Regions from separate parts of the Homo sapiens genome. Here region 1 is linked to region 2. A link is an interaction called in ENCODE POLR2A ChIA-PET data of the cell type or tissue named here. Cell type or tissue: A673. All regions are shown on one strand.

Region 1 (8,000 bases), 690 kb before region 2:
ACTGCCAACCTGCCTCCATGGAATGGTAGGGCCCCCCAAATGACTGTACAACGGATTTGACAGTGGATAGGAGGTGAGGAAGTGTATTACTTTAATGAAAATTACTACTACTTCTACAAGTAAAAAGCATGTCTTTCAAAGGAGCTGTCCAGCAGCAAAATTACAATACCTAACATATATTGGGAACACTTTCTGTGCAGGCACTAAGGCTAGACATTTTACATAATATTCCTCTCGTCGTTACAACAACCTTAAAAAATTAGTATCGTTTCCAAATTTCTGTAAGAAAAATGGGTTCAAGATGGTTACATGACTTGCCCATGGACACACAGTTGGCATATGGAGGACAGAGGATTTAAATACAGATTTTGTCTAGCTGTAAACCAATGCTCTTTCCACACTGTGATGCTGTCTCCCCATCACTGGAAGTATGTGGAGGGAGGCAGAGTGAAGAGTGGCTTGTTAACCATCTAACAGAAATATCTTTTCTTTTTGAAAGACAGCTTAACTAGCTTACGTCTGAGCCCTCTTCCACCTTCAAAAGTCTATGATTCTATCTCATATACCCTGCTCACAAATGAGTTACAATAGCTGCAGAATTTCAAATATAATGCCATCTTCTTTCTTTTTTTTTTTTTTTTTTTGAGGCAGAGTCTCATACTGTTACCCAGGATGGAATGTAACGGCATGATCATGACTCACTGCAGCCTCAACCTCCTGGGCTCAAGCGATCCTCCCACCTCAGCCTCCTGAGCAGCAGCTGGGACTACAGGCATGCACTACCATGCCCAGTTTTTTTTTTTTTTTTTTTTTTTTTTTTTTTTTTTTTTTGTAGAGATGAGGTCTCACTATGATGTCCAGGCTGGTCTCAAATTCCTAGGCTCAAGTCCTCCCACCTCAGCCTCCCAAAGTATTGGGATTACAGGCATGAGCCACTGCACCCGGCCTCAATCTTCATTTTTTTCTCATATTATCAAACTAATTTTAATACCTGCTAAAATTCATACTTAATAGGAAGACAATCTATAATTAAAATCGTCCCTGTTGATTGGAAAGCAAAGACTTATTGACACTGAATTTCCGATGTCTTGTATAGCGCTAGGCACAGAATGGCATTCAGTGTTTTGGAAATGAGTGAATGAATGGTCTGCCTCTTGTCTTTGATAACACTGACTAACATGTTAGGCAGAAACAGGCATCCATCTTTATTTTAAAATAAGCTCAAAGTCATAACACATGGCAATATATGCTACACTTTCCACAAATTCATATTGATTACATTTACTTTTGCAAAAAATGAAAGCACAGTCTATGAAGGCAGCTTATCACTCCCTTTTCTGCATTCCCACAGTAGGATGTAGCCCCTTCTGCTATTAAAGAAAGCAAAACTTATACCGTGATTTCCTTTTGCTTCCCACACTGGACAGTAACCTTCAGATTGCCTACATTATGTTAGACCCCAAGAACACAGTGCAGAGCCACACACGCAGTGGGCACTAAAAGTCTGACACATACGTGAGCAGGATGGGTAGATGGATGGCTTAATAAGTAGAAGCAGTATCTTTTTAACAGCCATTTTACACTCAACCAAATAATCTACTTACCGAGCAGGAGATTATATCATATGGGAAATAAGGACATATAGAAAACCAAGTGACACTTTTTTTTTTTTTGAGGCAGAGTTTCACTCTTGTCGCCCAGGCTTGAGTGCAATGTCGTGATCTCTGCTCACTGCAACCTCCACCTCCCAGGTTCAAGCGATTCTCTTGCCTCAGCCTCCCAAGTAGCTGGGATTACAGGCGCATGACACCACGCACAGCTAATTTTTATATTTTTAGTGGAAATGATTTTTTGCCATGTTGGCCAGGCTGGTCTAAAACTCCTGACCGCAGGAGATCCACCCACCCGGCCTCCCAAAGTGCTGGAATTACAAGTGTGAGCCACCGCGCCCAACCCCCGAGTGACAATTTCAAAGAGGCATGGGATATGGATTTAAAAAGAAGCATGAAAGTTAACTCTCAAAAAGGCTCCTGAATAACAGGATTTTTTTCCTAGATTCAACATTACCCAAAAGGAAAAAAATTTAAATTAGTCAGTTAATTATGTTTTAAATATCAGTTACTTCTGAAATATCTATCAAAAAAGCAATTCTTATCTTAAACAATCATGAAATTTCAGGTATGGTAGTCTCTGGAGATGTGTGAGGAGAGAAGACTTCATAAAGCACTTTGAAGTCACCCCAAATGTGCCTACCTAAATGTTTCAAGATTATTCAATTTACAGACTGGCTAGCAAAGGCACAGTCTCCCATGACAGGTCTCGGCCTTTCTTCCCCCCAGAGATATACATGATATAACATTCACTTCTACGAAACACTAGGATAAACAAATCCAGATTCTAATGAACCACTATAAAAAAAAATGTTCAGGGAAATACACACATATGTAATTTCCACTGTGATTAAAGACTTATCAGTAAGATCAAGCAACTGCAATTTATACAAAATGCCCACCATGACAGTTGCAGCTCCATCCCTTCATGTCAGAATGCAAGTGAAAGTAGCATTTTAGGGTTGAACGTAAATCCACTCTCGTTTATACGTAGATATCTTAAAATAAGTCATCTGCAAACTTCTTTAGGTTATCAGTAGCTGTTAATACCTCACAGCTGAGTTTAACACAACACTGTGTTGACACCATAGTTGGAAGCCACTGGTCTCCTTCATATCTCAGTGAAACTGAAACTAGTTATCAAATTACAACCAATTTTACTACATTTGCCAAATTCAATGGCGTTAGGAGCAGACAATCTTCAAAGATTAGGCACAAGTGAAAGCAAGCAGAAGAGGCAGGTTTGGCTCTGGTCAAGTGAGGTGCTGAGCTAGCTGTCTTTGTGGCATGATTTGAAAAGCAAATAAAGGGGGCATGGCCTGTCTCTCAATAGCCCCACTATCACCACATGGTGCTATGCTTTCATCCTGTCTTTATTACTTGCCTGTATTATAAATGAAAGGTGAGAGCAATGCCTTTAGAAAGTCACTGTTAAAACGCGTCTGCTATCTAGGTTTTACAGACTTCTACTTATAGACCAGATTAGGCGTTTGACAACTTGAAACTGCCTAAGTTCTGGGAAAAAATAACAAGGGAATTTCAATGGGAAAGGCATGAGAACTAAGAGCATCATGACTGGCAATCCTCACCCTCCCAAAGGGTATCTCGGGATGCTAAACTGGGCCCACCTATGAAAGACTTCTGAGTTCCAAGTTGGCATGAGGACACAGAAGGGCAAGCAAGAGTACCAAGGAAGAGAGCACAAGATGCTGGAGGTTCCATGGAAGAAGTCAGTCAAGATCAACCTTTGTTCACTTCTCCATTTTCAAGGGACTCCAATAGACTGACCTGGATTTAAAGGTAGACTCCTAGGATGGAGGAGGACCTAGAAACTGGCCGGGCATGGTGGCTCACACTTGTAATCCCAGCACTTTGGGAGGCCGAGGTGGGTGGATCACCTGAGGTCAGGAGTTCAAGACCAGCCTGGTCAATATGGTGAAACCCCATCTCTACTAAAAATACACACACACACAAAAATTAGCCAGGCATGGTGGCAAATGCCTGTAGTCCCAGCTACTTGGGAGGCTGAGGTGGAAGAATGGCTTGAATCCAGGAGGCGGAGCTTGCAATGAGCCAAGATCACACCACTGGGCTCCAGCCTGGGCAACAAGAGCAAAACTTTGTCCCCCACCTCCAAAAAAAAAGCAAACAAAAACATGCTGGGTGAGGAATAGCTAGAAGACTTAAGAACAAGAAAGCTGGCCGGCCGCAGTGGCTCACGCCTGTAATCCCAGCACTTTGGGAGGCCAAGGCAGGTGGATCACTTGAGGTCAGGAGTTCAAGACCAGCTTGACCAACATAGTGAAACCCATCTCTACTAAAAATACAAAAAAATTAGCCAGGCATGGTGGCGCATGCCTGTAGTCCCAGTTACTGGGGAGACTGAGGCACAAGAATCGTTTGAACTTCAGGAGCCGGAGGTTGCAGTGAGCCAAGATCGTGCCACTGCACTCCAGCCTGGGCAACAGAGTGAAACTGTCTTAAAAAAAAAATGAAAAAAAAAAAAAAAGAAAGCTGTTTTTAATAGCAAATGAGCTCTCTGGAGGCAAACAGGTAAGACTTATTCTATGGAATTCTGTAGGACAATGCTAAGAACAAGTAATATATATTCAAAGCATCAGATTGTAATCAAGAATAAGAAAATATTTCTTCAAAGCAGACTTGTCCAGGATGGAGTGAGAGGTATATGGAATAGGGAGCTGCCTCTCACTAGATGTGTACATGCAGGGGCGGGATTCTATCCATCAGAGAGGCTGGAGAGGGAGTTCCACATTAGAGATAGCCTAAGCTAGAATTCTGGTGTACCTTCCAATTCTGGGAGTCTCATTTGTAGGCCTAAATTCAGGCATGAGCAAGTGTAAGAGATCAAAGGTCTCCCCTACATCCCCCAATCCTTCTCCCCAGCAAATAGAGGGTTCTGAGCCAGACAGAAAATTAGATTTCCATGGTTCCTTCCAGCTTCAAAATGCCATAATTTTAGGCTTAGACTATTCTTCAGCACACATAAAGTTCACATTTACAACAAAAATAAATAAGAATCATCTATTCTCTCCATTCAGAAGATTCCCATAAACCATCCCAATGTTAAATGCCCCTAACTGGTTAAATTTTTTTAAAAATCACCTAATTCTCTGATGCTTCTAAATATTTTCTCTTCTTTAGTTGACTGGGGTGATGAACAACTTCTGAGTATGATCCACTACAGAAAGAGACTTTCTAATATTTGAAGCCTCTAGTTAAATCACCACTCACCCTTTTTTGTTCAGACTGAATAATCTCTCACTTCCTGTCACAATTTATTTAAAGTCCTTTAATCATCTTGGGGACTGTTTTGTAAAACATACTCCAAAATTTAACACATCCGTTTCTGGAAGGGCACGTGGAACGAGATAGAGTACTCAGGGAGAATTCTGACCAGAGGCGAGGACAACAGAGATTCCCTCCTGGTTGCTGAATGCAAATCAACAGAAGCTAACAGTGAGATTTTATGTAGGAAACTATAGTTTCCTTAGTCTTCAACTCTTTGAAATGAAAGTATTTCTGTGTTAGTGAGACAAAGTATATCCCGGCCCATGTGAGAGACTGGAAATATTCATTCAGAACAAAAATAAAATGGAGCTTGGAAAGGCCCAGCTGGCTTTCTTTAACCAGAAGTCATACAACCACATCTGGGGTAGCGCAGCTTTAGCGGTCTTCTGTAAGGATGGGACTAAGAGCAAGTGCCTCACTATACTGCCACTCTGTTGGTGTGGAGTCCAGTACTGAGCTTTTCTAAAAACACTCACCATGCAGACATGCCATCAGGAGAGGTGACTCATGAGCAGCCTGTACTCGTGATGGGCCTGAAGATTTTTTATTGGTATATACACAGTAAGTTATCACCTATCGGGGTGTACAGTATGTTTTAATCTCTGTTCTAATTCCTAATCTTATACATTTTTATTCATTTGAATTTGCACATTGTGAAGACTAATATGGGCCTCCCATATGCTTGTCAAATGGCTCTCCCCTCAATTTAGTATCATCACCTGTCTTCCTGAGAAAGAAACCATCACTCACCTTTGAGGAAATCAACCTATACACCTTGTGACAATAATCCATTAAAAGTCAAGCACTCCCTATGGGAAGGCCACTTCTGCCAGTTATGCTTCTGCATGCTGGCTACCGAGCAAAATCCATATAATGCCAGTTAATAAAATACAGCACTTCAAAAACTCACAGGAAAACACACTTCTACAAAGACTGGAGCTTACAAGTCAAGACTCATCAGACATTTGTGTACTGATCACGATTTAAGATTGACAAAATTTCAAAACATAAAGGAACCCCATAATTTAGAAATTTAAATCCATCTTATCCTTTGTTATTTCATTCCTGTAACAACTATGTATCAAATGCCTATTCTACAGCAGGCCCTGTGCTAGAGCTAAAGACACAAAAGTAGATAGAACTTCTGTCTCTAGGACTTTCCACCTCCTGGGGAGGAGAGGCAGACAAGGAAACAAGTCATCACAGCAACATGCTCTTATCAAGGTGTCCTCTGTGAGAAGGAAGAGGCTCAATTCCTTTATTCTAAGTGAAGGTGTCAGGAGATGCAGGTCTCAAAGGAGGTAACTTCTGAACTGAAGCTCGAAAGAAGAGAACTGAATGATCAGGAGAACATTTGTTATCCCAATAATCAGGCCCAGCAGAACAGGAATGTGTGTAACTTTAATAGCATTAAATATACATGAACCAACAATGCCAGATTTATCATTTTTTAAAATCAAATTCCTTTGTAAAAAGCAAACAAAAAATAAAACAAACTTGAATTCCTGACTCAGGTTCCATCTTTTTAAGAATATATCTTGCTTTTAATTTAACTTGATAAAACAGCATAACTTACAAGATGTTTTAAAAACAAATGTCAACGGATGGCTCAAAGCCCACTTGTGAGAATCTAAGGAGACAGCAGCGTTAGTGCCACCTTTTTCTTAACTTTTCATAGCCCATGTATCTTTCCACTGGATGGCATCCAATGACATTTTGGGGGCCAGAGAAGGGAAGGAGGTCATGTTGGAGAAGGCAGCATTTCTGGATTACAGAAGCATTATAGGAAATGATATATTGAGATGTAAACAGGGAAAGAGGTTTTTTCCAATTTGTTCTTTTTCATGAAATTTACCAGGTCATTTTATCTTCAAGTCCAAATCTAGACAATAACTAAAATACACAAATCATCCAATAATCAAACACTCAGTGATTAACATATTTTTTCTCATTTGTCAGAAATTGACCAGCCTAAAGGGGAATACAATAAAAACTGAAAGACAGCTGTCAGGTTCAAGCAAATAAATTAAATTGAATAGAACTTAGCCTTTTACATTCAGCAGGGACAAAGTGAGTTCAAGTGACCGAACAGAACAGCTCTCATTCTAATTGTGTAACCTTATTAATGCCTCCTTCTCATACTCCATGCCCTGATTGGGCTGGAGAAAGAAGCACTCCAATTCGCCAGTCACCATACAGAACCAGTTACAAATGGAACTTAATATAATACACTCAAAATAAAAACAATTTAGAAGGCTTCAGGAGGCACATGAGAATTTTACAATATCCATCTCATTCAAAAGAATTTATTCAGTGCATTTAATAAGCAAGGCATTGAGCTAGGGACCAATAAGACAATGACCATTTTTTCCAAACTAAAACTCTGAATACAAATATTAACAATTTTATGCAACTTCCAAGTATATGCAGCAACCAAGACACATAGTTTAGACACTGACATACTAGAATTTCCAAAACATTCTGATATTACATAGAAAGAACTGGACATTTTAAATAAAAACTACTACTAATTCTTCCCCAAAGAAAGGAAAACTGGGACAATAAAATCACCACAGAAAGACTCTAAGTCTAAGAATCTTAGAGCTGATGAAAATTTTTTTAATTTAGCTCCATATAAATAAAACTCTCTCTTTGAACATCAACCATCATTCTTCCGGTTTCACAGTTGTCAAAAGTACCTGAAATTGACAAACATTGTAAACTAGTATGTCATAATATTGAGATAGCTTTTATAAATCCCTGATATCTATTTGTTTCCCTCTTTTGCAGACAGACACAAGCAAAATTTCCAGTTGCAAGAGACAGAAGTTCACAGACAGGTAGACCATTTTTTAAAATAGAGTCATAGTATATTTTGCTGTGAGACAAAAGCATGGATAAGGAAAACAAAAAGGACAGCAAAGTTCTATTCCTCTCTATGATGGTCTCAAAAAGAATCTACCTGAATTCCAAAAACATAGCATTTTAATAATTTATTGCCACTTTGTCAGTGAGGGCTTTTATTTTTTTAATATCTAAAGCTTCCACTACCCGAGTGCATATTTGTTAAAACGGATTTGA
Region 2 (8,000 bases):
TACCAAAGCATACAAATATCAATCAAAATGTCAAACCTCCTACTAAAACTACACAATTTTTCATATTAGAATTTAGTGGAGTCCATCAAAGGGAAAATATAATTGAAATATAAAATGAGTTATTGCATCAGGCTCAGTAAAAAATACTGAAAATATTTCATTTTCAAAATTCCATGGGAAATTAGGGACTGTTTTGCTTCTCTGGATGACATTAGTGTTTAAAAAAAAATTAATGAGTTCCATTGGGCTCTCTTTGGCCAAAGTGGGTGATAAACTTAATTGATGAAGTCAAAATGCAGGTGAAATACCTTTGCATATCAAAGCTACTATAAATTTCAAAATGCTTTAATATGGATGCTTCTAATTTTTGAAGGGACATTTCAAATGCAGAACAAATGGCCTAAATTATTTCAATTAATTTTTTAAGAACAGAAACGTAAGTCATTTGAATAATCCCTTGGAGTTCCTGGTAACAAAACACATCCTATGTGAAATCCAGTCAATCTCCATCCCTTTCCCTAGATGCTTTTGCACAAATAGAACCATCACTAGTATTAGCTTTCTCTCTGAGCACCAGTATGCACCACAACTGTAAACTCCATGTCTCTTTAGAGATTATAAACAAAGACTAGCAATTCTGGAGATAAGAGGTTTCTGTCATTTCTCAGTTAATTCTGCCTTTGAAGTACATATAGTGGAACTGTTTTCAGAAAGACAAATAAAGAGAAGTACCCTTACTGGATTTATTTCTTTTTTGTAAAGATGGAGAATAAACCACTTTATAATTTCATTGTCTTTCACTGTATTACAGTAATTGTAATTAAGAATATCTTTTGAACTGTAAAAGATATAGAATGTTCAAAAGGAAGAAAAGCTCATAGTTTTCAAGAGAAATAGTTGTGTTCAATTTTATTCAGAACTTCTTTATTACACTTAAACTTAACGATTATTGCCTCCTTTGCATCTTAAAGCTATTTCAATAGGTTTTATTTTTAAAGCAATTCATTGTTTATTATAAATGTACTATTTCCCTCGTTATACTTTTAGTACTATGTGCCATTGAGCATTTATAGATGGCACAAATATATTATCCAAGATCTGTAATATAATATTTAAATAAAAACAAAAACTATTTCTTATTTGCACAGGCATCCAGTGCATATTTATTAAGATTAATGCATATTATTAAAAATTACATTTTTTTCAGATCCAAGAAATTGACATAAATAATGAGCAAGAAAATGATTATGAAGAGGATATTGCCTCATTTTCCACATATATTCCTTGTAAGTTTTTCCATGTTATATATATATATGACATATTCATATATATATCACATATATATGTGACTTATGGAAGATGTAACTGAAAAAGCAAGACTGAAGAGAATGTGGCACGGTATTTAATTAACTGATTGGCTTTTAATTTGTAATAGAGACACTACTACATCATATTCCTAATTTAAATACTTTTAATAAGTTCAAGTTTTAAAAATCAAATACTGATTTTTCCTACCCAGAGGGAATACACAAATAACTCTGTTATGACTATGTGGACTATTTGACAACTACATTTTTAAAGTTTTTTAAAAACTCATAACCACATTATTTGCAGACCTTAGTTTTCTCAGCTATGAAATGAGAATATTGAACTAGAATACTCTCTAAGGTCCTCCCTGGCCCTAATATCTGTGATTCTACATTCTAATGTCTGAAGAATAATTCAGGATGTTCCTACATGTATATAAACGTATATGTGTATATAAATGTATATATATACACATATATACATGTATATATAAACGTGTATATATACGCGTTTATATGTGTACGTAAACTCCACCCATTATGCCAGGCTTTATTGGCATACAGCTCAACAGCTTCACCAGCATGTTTGGTAGGAATCTCACATCCAACATTTTTGAAAGTTCGGATTCCTGCCATTGCCAAACCTCTCCACCTGCTGACTTCCCCATCTCAGTAAGTGAAAACTCCTTCCCTCCTTTGTTCAAGTCAGTTAAAAAATGCTTGAAAGTCATCCTTGGCATTTTTACTTTCTCTCCTACCCCATATGCAATCAGTCTTACAATACTGTTGACTCTGCCTTCAAAACATTCCCAGCATTCAGCCATTTCTCTCCCCTTTCATTATCCTAGTCCACACCATCATCAGTTCTCCCCTTGTTTACTGCAATAACACAGTGGAGAACTGGAGGGTCATTGTCACTTCCTACATTGCAAGCTTGGCAATGAACGGAAATTGTTCTATTGTTATGACTCAGGAGGGAGGATTGCTACTGGTATTTATTGGGTAGAGATAGAAGGACTGCTGCTAAATAATGTATAGGACGCCTTCAATAGCAACTTCCACATTTGTTGCCTCTGATATTCTACACTTCATGAAAGGACTAAACACCTTTCATGAAGGACTAAACACTCTTCTGCTCCAAATCCTCCAATATCTCCCCATTGTACTCATAACCTTTCTCATCCCCTACAAGGCCCTAATCTTTGTGTTCCCATCTCTCACCATTATCTTACTCATTCACAAACCAATAATGTGCCTGCCTCAGGGCATTTGCACTTTCTATTCCTTCTGTACACTTTCTCCTTATATGCTCAATAGTTGCTTCATCACTTCTTTCTTCGTTTTATGACACCCTACTCTTCATTTCACTTTACCTGCTCCTTTTCTTCATTGCACTTATCAACATTTAATATGATATATTATTTATCTGGTTGTTGTTTATTGCCTGTATTCTCTTTCTAAATCACATGCTCAAAGGGATTAGGGCTTTTTATTCACTGTTTTGATTGTATCCCCAGTACCTGTAACAGAACATAGTCTATGCCCAATGAAACATTATTGACCACAAGTTTTTCAAATGATGGGGACCTGCAAATCAAATAAAGTTAAATACAAGTAAATGCCTTCACTAGCATACTTTGGCAAAATTAGTAAACTCTTCAAGTTATTGCAGGACACAAAAAATGCTAAATATTAAATTAATGGATTAATGCACCAAGCTTTAAAGTTATACATCTTATCATTTAAATTATAATAAAAGTGATTATAAAGGCCATGATTGAAAATGACCATATATTTATCATGACGTTTAATTTTCAGAAGAATTGACTGTAATAATAAAACATTATTTCAATTCTTTATAAAGAAAAATTTCACTTTTGCAGTTTGAAACTACAAACTCTCTTGTATATGAAACTGTGTGTGACTGGGCTCAAGCCAGTCTCTTTCATGAGTGAGAGGGTGAAGCACAGAACCCTAGCTCAGTGGATTTCCATTGGTATTACCATTACAACAAAGCATGCTAAAACACACCAACTCATTAAATCTGACTTTCCGGGGCTGAAACCCAAGTTTGGGCATATTTGATGACAAGTACCATTCAGATTCTGTTGCTTATTCAGTATTAAGAAACACTGAATATATAAGCAGAAGTGTGGCTAAGAATAATTTCCTATAGCGTGAATGTAATTCTGAGTTGATGACTGATTTGCCCATACAGAAATAATAAAGTTCCTTTGCTAGCCTGAGCAATAATTTTTTCCATCCATTCCATCATCTACTCCATCAGCATTTCTAGAGACTACTTCATTTCAGGCTTAGTGTTTTGTGTTAAGGATAGAAAAATGAATGAGATCTGTGCAGATAGATTGTACAAAAACAAATAACTATCCACTCTGCCCATGCTGGTAATTAAAGAATCTTGGTTTAGTTTTAGTACTGGAAACTGTATCTTTCTTCTTTCTCACATGAAAGAATAGAAAAACAAAAAAAGAAAATTCCATATAATAATATGGGCTACCATCATGGGCATGATTTTTCTACATTCTACAGTGTAATTCTTCATTTTAAAGAAGTCTTTCTTCTCTACATTGTGCTGTTTGGGATTTTAAGCTATATTTTAGCTTAGCAACATTTTAATACAGCAATATCTTGCCTTGACAAGGAAAACAATTCACATATTCAAAGGTCTGTTACAGAGGTTCCAAAGTCTGTTTAGAAATTCCAAAAGACTGTTTTAAATTTTTTGAATCCTTTATTTAGAGAATATTTTTATAAAGAAAATTTAATAAAAGTTTTTTCTGAAGATTTAAAGTCATTGCATTATAATTTCTTTTTTTCTGCTTTCTTCCTGAGTGTTTAAAGAGCATTTACTGTATATAATATAAAAACAAATAATGGTATGGTTGTCAGAGTAGAGGGAATTTGGATCATTTGGTTAAATTTCTGGGTAGAATGCATTTATAGGTAAAGAACTGATCCTCAGAAAGATTTACCTACTGTTGGTGATTTACATGCCTTTTTCACCAAAAAAAAATTAACTTTTCCCAAGTAATAGCTCCAAAGTTAATACAGTATCTGTAAATGATTTACTATAAGGAATTATAAAATTATTATAGTTATCTGTAAAGATCAATATATATTAAAATAACTAAATAAGAGTCAGATTCATTTCTATTTATTATTTACAAGCAAGTAAAGGTTTGTGTCTTTTTTCTTTACGTTTTCCATCATTTATTATTTTATTGGGTCAGTTATATTGTTTTCTAATAAAAATGCAAGGATGCTATCAAATATATGAATTTGTTCAAACAATAACTCTAAAGAATCAGAATATCGTTATCTGCATGAGTGTGTCATATACACAGATAGCAAGACATAATGGAGCTTTGACTGTTCATTTGGTAAGTATTTTAAAAACCCAGAAATAAATGACTGTTCACTAAAAGTTACACATTTGACAGCTTTTCACTATATCAGGTCATAAAAGTTTTATTAGCAGTACTACTATTTCTGTACAATTTTATAAAATATGAAATGCCTTCAGATGGTGTGTTTAAATGAAATCATGCAATCTTCATCATAAACAGCCACACAGAACCCAGCATTTCATCATGAAAGCAGGAAGACATACGGGCAGAGTGCAGATGGAGCTGAGGCAAATGAAATGGAAGGGGAAGGAAAACAGAATGGATCAGGCATGGAGACCAAACACAGCCCACTAGAGGTTGGCAGTGAGAGTTCTGAAGACCAGTATGATGACTTGTATGTGTTCATTCCTGGTGCTGATCCAGAAAATAATTCACAAGAGCCACTCATGAGCAGCAGACCTCCTCTCCCCCCGCCGCGACCTGTAGCTAATGCCTTCCAACTGGAAAGACCTCACTTCACCTTACCAGGTAAGTTTAAGGTTAGAAAAAAACAAAACAAAACAAAGACAAATCTTTGACAGGCTTACATAGCAAATAGTGCAGTGGCAAATCTATACAGAGCAGATCAGCTTTTGAAACCAATAGCAACATTCTTCCTATTCTTTAAAAACTAAGGCCTGGGAAATGAGGCAAGAGATACCTACCTCTACCTTGTTCTTTTGTTTCTTATTTCCTTGCTTCCTTCCTTCCTTCCTCCCTCCCTCCCTCCTTCCCTTTCTTCCTTCCTTCTCCCACTTTTTCTCTGTTTCTCTCTTTCTTTCTTCCTTGTCTTATTACAAAGCTTTAAGAGAATAAAACTTGGAAGGAGTCTGTAGTTCTTCACATAAAATGAACCTCAGGCATTCTGTGGAAAAGGAAATACAACATTGCTTTTAAAACATACTCTCAGTCTTCAGACAAAAAGTGAAATGCTAATGATCGACAATTTTCAGATGAACTTGGGTACTTTAATCACTTGGTAGCTGTGGGAGAATTAAGCGTTAAAGGGTTTGTCGCACACTGCACTGACACCAAAGTTTAAAAACACTCTATACACTACCCAAGTGGAAGAAGAGTCAACATAGCTATCACTGGCATTTGTTCCCAGACGAAGGAATTGGGGTGTGGAAAGTGGGTGTGGGGAATCTGTCCTTGCGGAGGGCATGAAGAGGAGCTTCCACATTAGGTTTATCTGCCTGGAGTGTTCAACAGCCTGACAAACTCCCAGCTCCAGGCTCACTCTTACAGTCACAAATTATCATCTACTTTTTGATCATTATTTCATATGTACTTTCCAAATTTATATTTATTTTCCAAATAAAATGTTCTTAAGAAGACAATTTAGTTAAAAAAAAAAAACTCCTTATCAAAACCCCATTTTCACTATAATTTAGTTGTTGGGTCCTAGAAGGCTACAAACCCCATTTTCACTATAATTTAGTTGTTGGGTCCTAGAAGGCTACAAAGTACAAAAACATGACCTTGTTTCAAAAAGTAAATTTTTACGCAATGAAATTTAGTATTTGGGCTGGGCACAGTGGCTCATGCCTGTAATCCCAGCACTTTGGGAGGCCGAGGCAGGCGATTCACCTGAGGTCAGGAGTTCGAGACCAGTCTGACCAACATGGTGAAACCCCCATCTCTACTAAAAATACAAAAATTAGCTGGGCGTGCACCTGTAATGCCAGCAACTGGGGAGGCTGAGGCAGGAGAATCGCTTGAGCCCGGGAGGCGGAGGTTGCAGTGAGCCAAGATCATGCCGCTGCACCCCAGCCTGGGCAACAAGAGTGAGACTCCATCTCAAAAAAAAAAAAAAAAAAAGGAATTTAGCATTTGTGTCATTGAAGGCTCTCTATGAAGACCCAAGTTTACCAACATAAGCTTTATTAAGCTTATGCACTGTATTTAGAGATGGAAAGTACTGCTTAATTGAAAGCTCTGAAGCCTAGTGGATATTCCTCTGATTCATTCATTCATTCAACAGATATTTATTACCTACTATATTTGAAGGTCTTGTGGACCCTCAACATTTATCCATGAAGTAGATATATTAATATTTAGCTATGAGGGGAGAAAACATCATAAGTTAGTAGTACACTGACTACAAAATTCTGGCATATTTTTCTCATTTTTTCAGATCTGAATAATTTGTTATAACAAAATTAATTGTCAAGAAGGTAAAATTGTCTTGTGTCAGATTATTTCTCTTAAAAGTGCTAATATTAAATCATATTTTTCCTAATGTTAATTTCTATATATGGTATGTTGGTTAGCAGGTCTAAAACGACTCTATCAAGGGTCTTCATGAGTTGTCTAAGATCAGAAATGTAATCTTGGATAACATGTCTCCTGAAAACTAGCAAATATAAAAAGCAAAATAAAATAAAAACTCACTTATTTAATTTAAAAACCCTATTTTTACATTTTATATTCAGTGTTACTTTTATCTTTTGATAGTACTGATATTAGAAATGGATAATAAAATGCCGGTATTTTTTCTTAAAAATGTTTTATTGGCCTTTAAATGCAAGGCTGTAAGCTATCACTTATTTGTTTGCCAGAGACTTTGTATGTCTTTGACTTTGGCTAGTGATACCTTCAGGAGTTGTTCTTTATGAGTAGCTTCCATCTGCCATCAAGTTACTGAAGGAAAAAAAAAAAAAAGCCTTCTCCTCAGTGCTGTAGGCATCAAATTCCTCACAGTGGATTTACGGACTTCTTCATTGGAGAAACTAATAACATATAATACTATAGAGCACTTTACAGTTTATAAAGAACCCATGGTTTCTTTTTAACCCAAGAATCCTGGAAAGTAATTATCGGATCCCTCCTTGACTCAGTTCCAAGAAGCCCTATAATTAGAATGTGTCAGTTGCTTCTATTAACAGGTCTCCTAGGCTATTAGGATTTTTCTCTTTTTTATACAGTCTTGACCCAATTACTTCAAAAGTTGGAATTATGGAAGTGATTTGTTTTAATCTTTCTTTATTGATATACCACCTGAATTCAGAAAGCTTAGGTCCCACTCTTAACTGAAAAGTATTATCTGATACTTTGGAAAATAAAAAGTAAAATGTATTATTTCTAGTGCAAGCCCAACTTTAGAAATGTTGGGAAGGGAGGTGGGTGGGGAAACAAAGAGAGTTAAGAGCTCAGGAAATCGGTTCATAAACGTAAGATGGTTGACACATTCCGCTAAAAATGAAACACTGAAAAAGTGGTTCCCACACACTTAATCTGTTTTCACCTGTGTTGCTGTCAGTGAACCAGAAGTCATAAAGTCAAA

What was found. ChIA-PET counts read pairs that join two places held together with the same protein. Peaks named below come from ENCODE experiments on the same cell type or tissue, not always from the same donor. Only the 100,000 strongest peaks of a DNase experiment are listed, where the experiment ranks them.
Region 1: POLR2A ChIA-PET joins it to region 2 with 11 read pairs; 2 of 35 experiments call an interaction of 5 or more read pairs at or near these places.

The regions. Positions count from the first base shown.
Region 1 is chr4:101,332,479-101,340,478 of GRCh38, forward strand. All of the region lies in intron 1 of PPP3CA (protein phosphatase 3 catalytic subunit alpha), which reads right to left. Among named protein-coding and RNA genes, the nearest start is that of MIR1255A, 6.1 kb to the left of the region's middle. In A673, no CTCF peak of the experiment used is centred here; a DNase peak (open chromatin) is centred at 4,933; H3K27ac peaks cover 1,407 bases.
Region 2 is chr4:102,020,307-102,028,306 of GRCh38, forward strand. BANK1 (B cell scaffold protein with ankyrin repeats 1) reads left to right here. Exons shown (of 17, transcript NM_017935.5): 8 at 1,208-1,286; 9 at 4,895-5,203. Among named protein-coding and RNA genes, the nearest start is that of BANK1, 230 kb to the left of the region's middle. In A673, no CTCF peak of the experiment used is centred here; no DNase peak of the experiment used is centred here.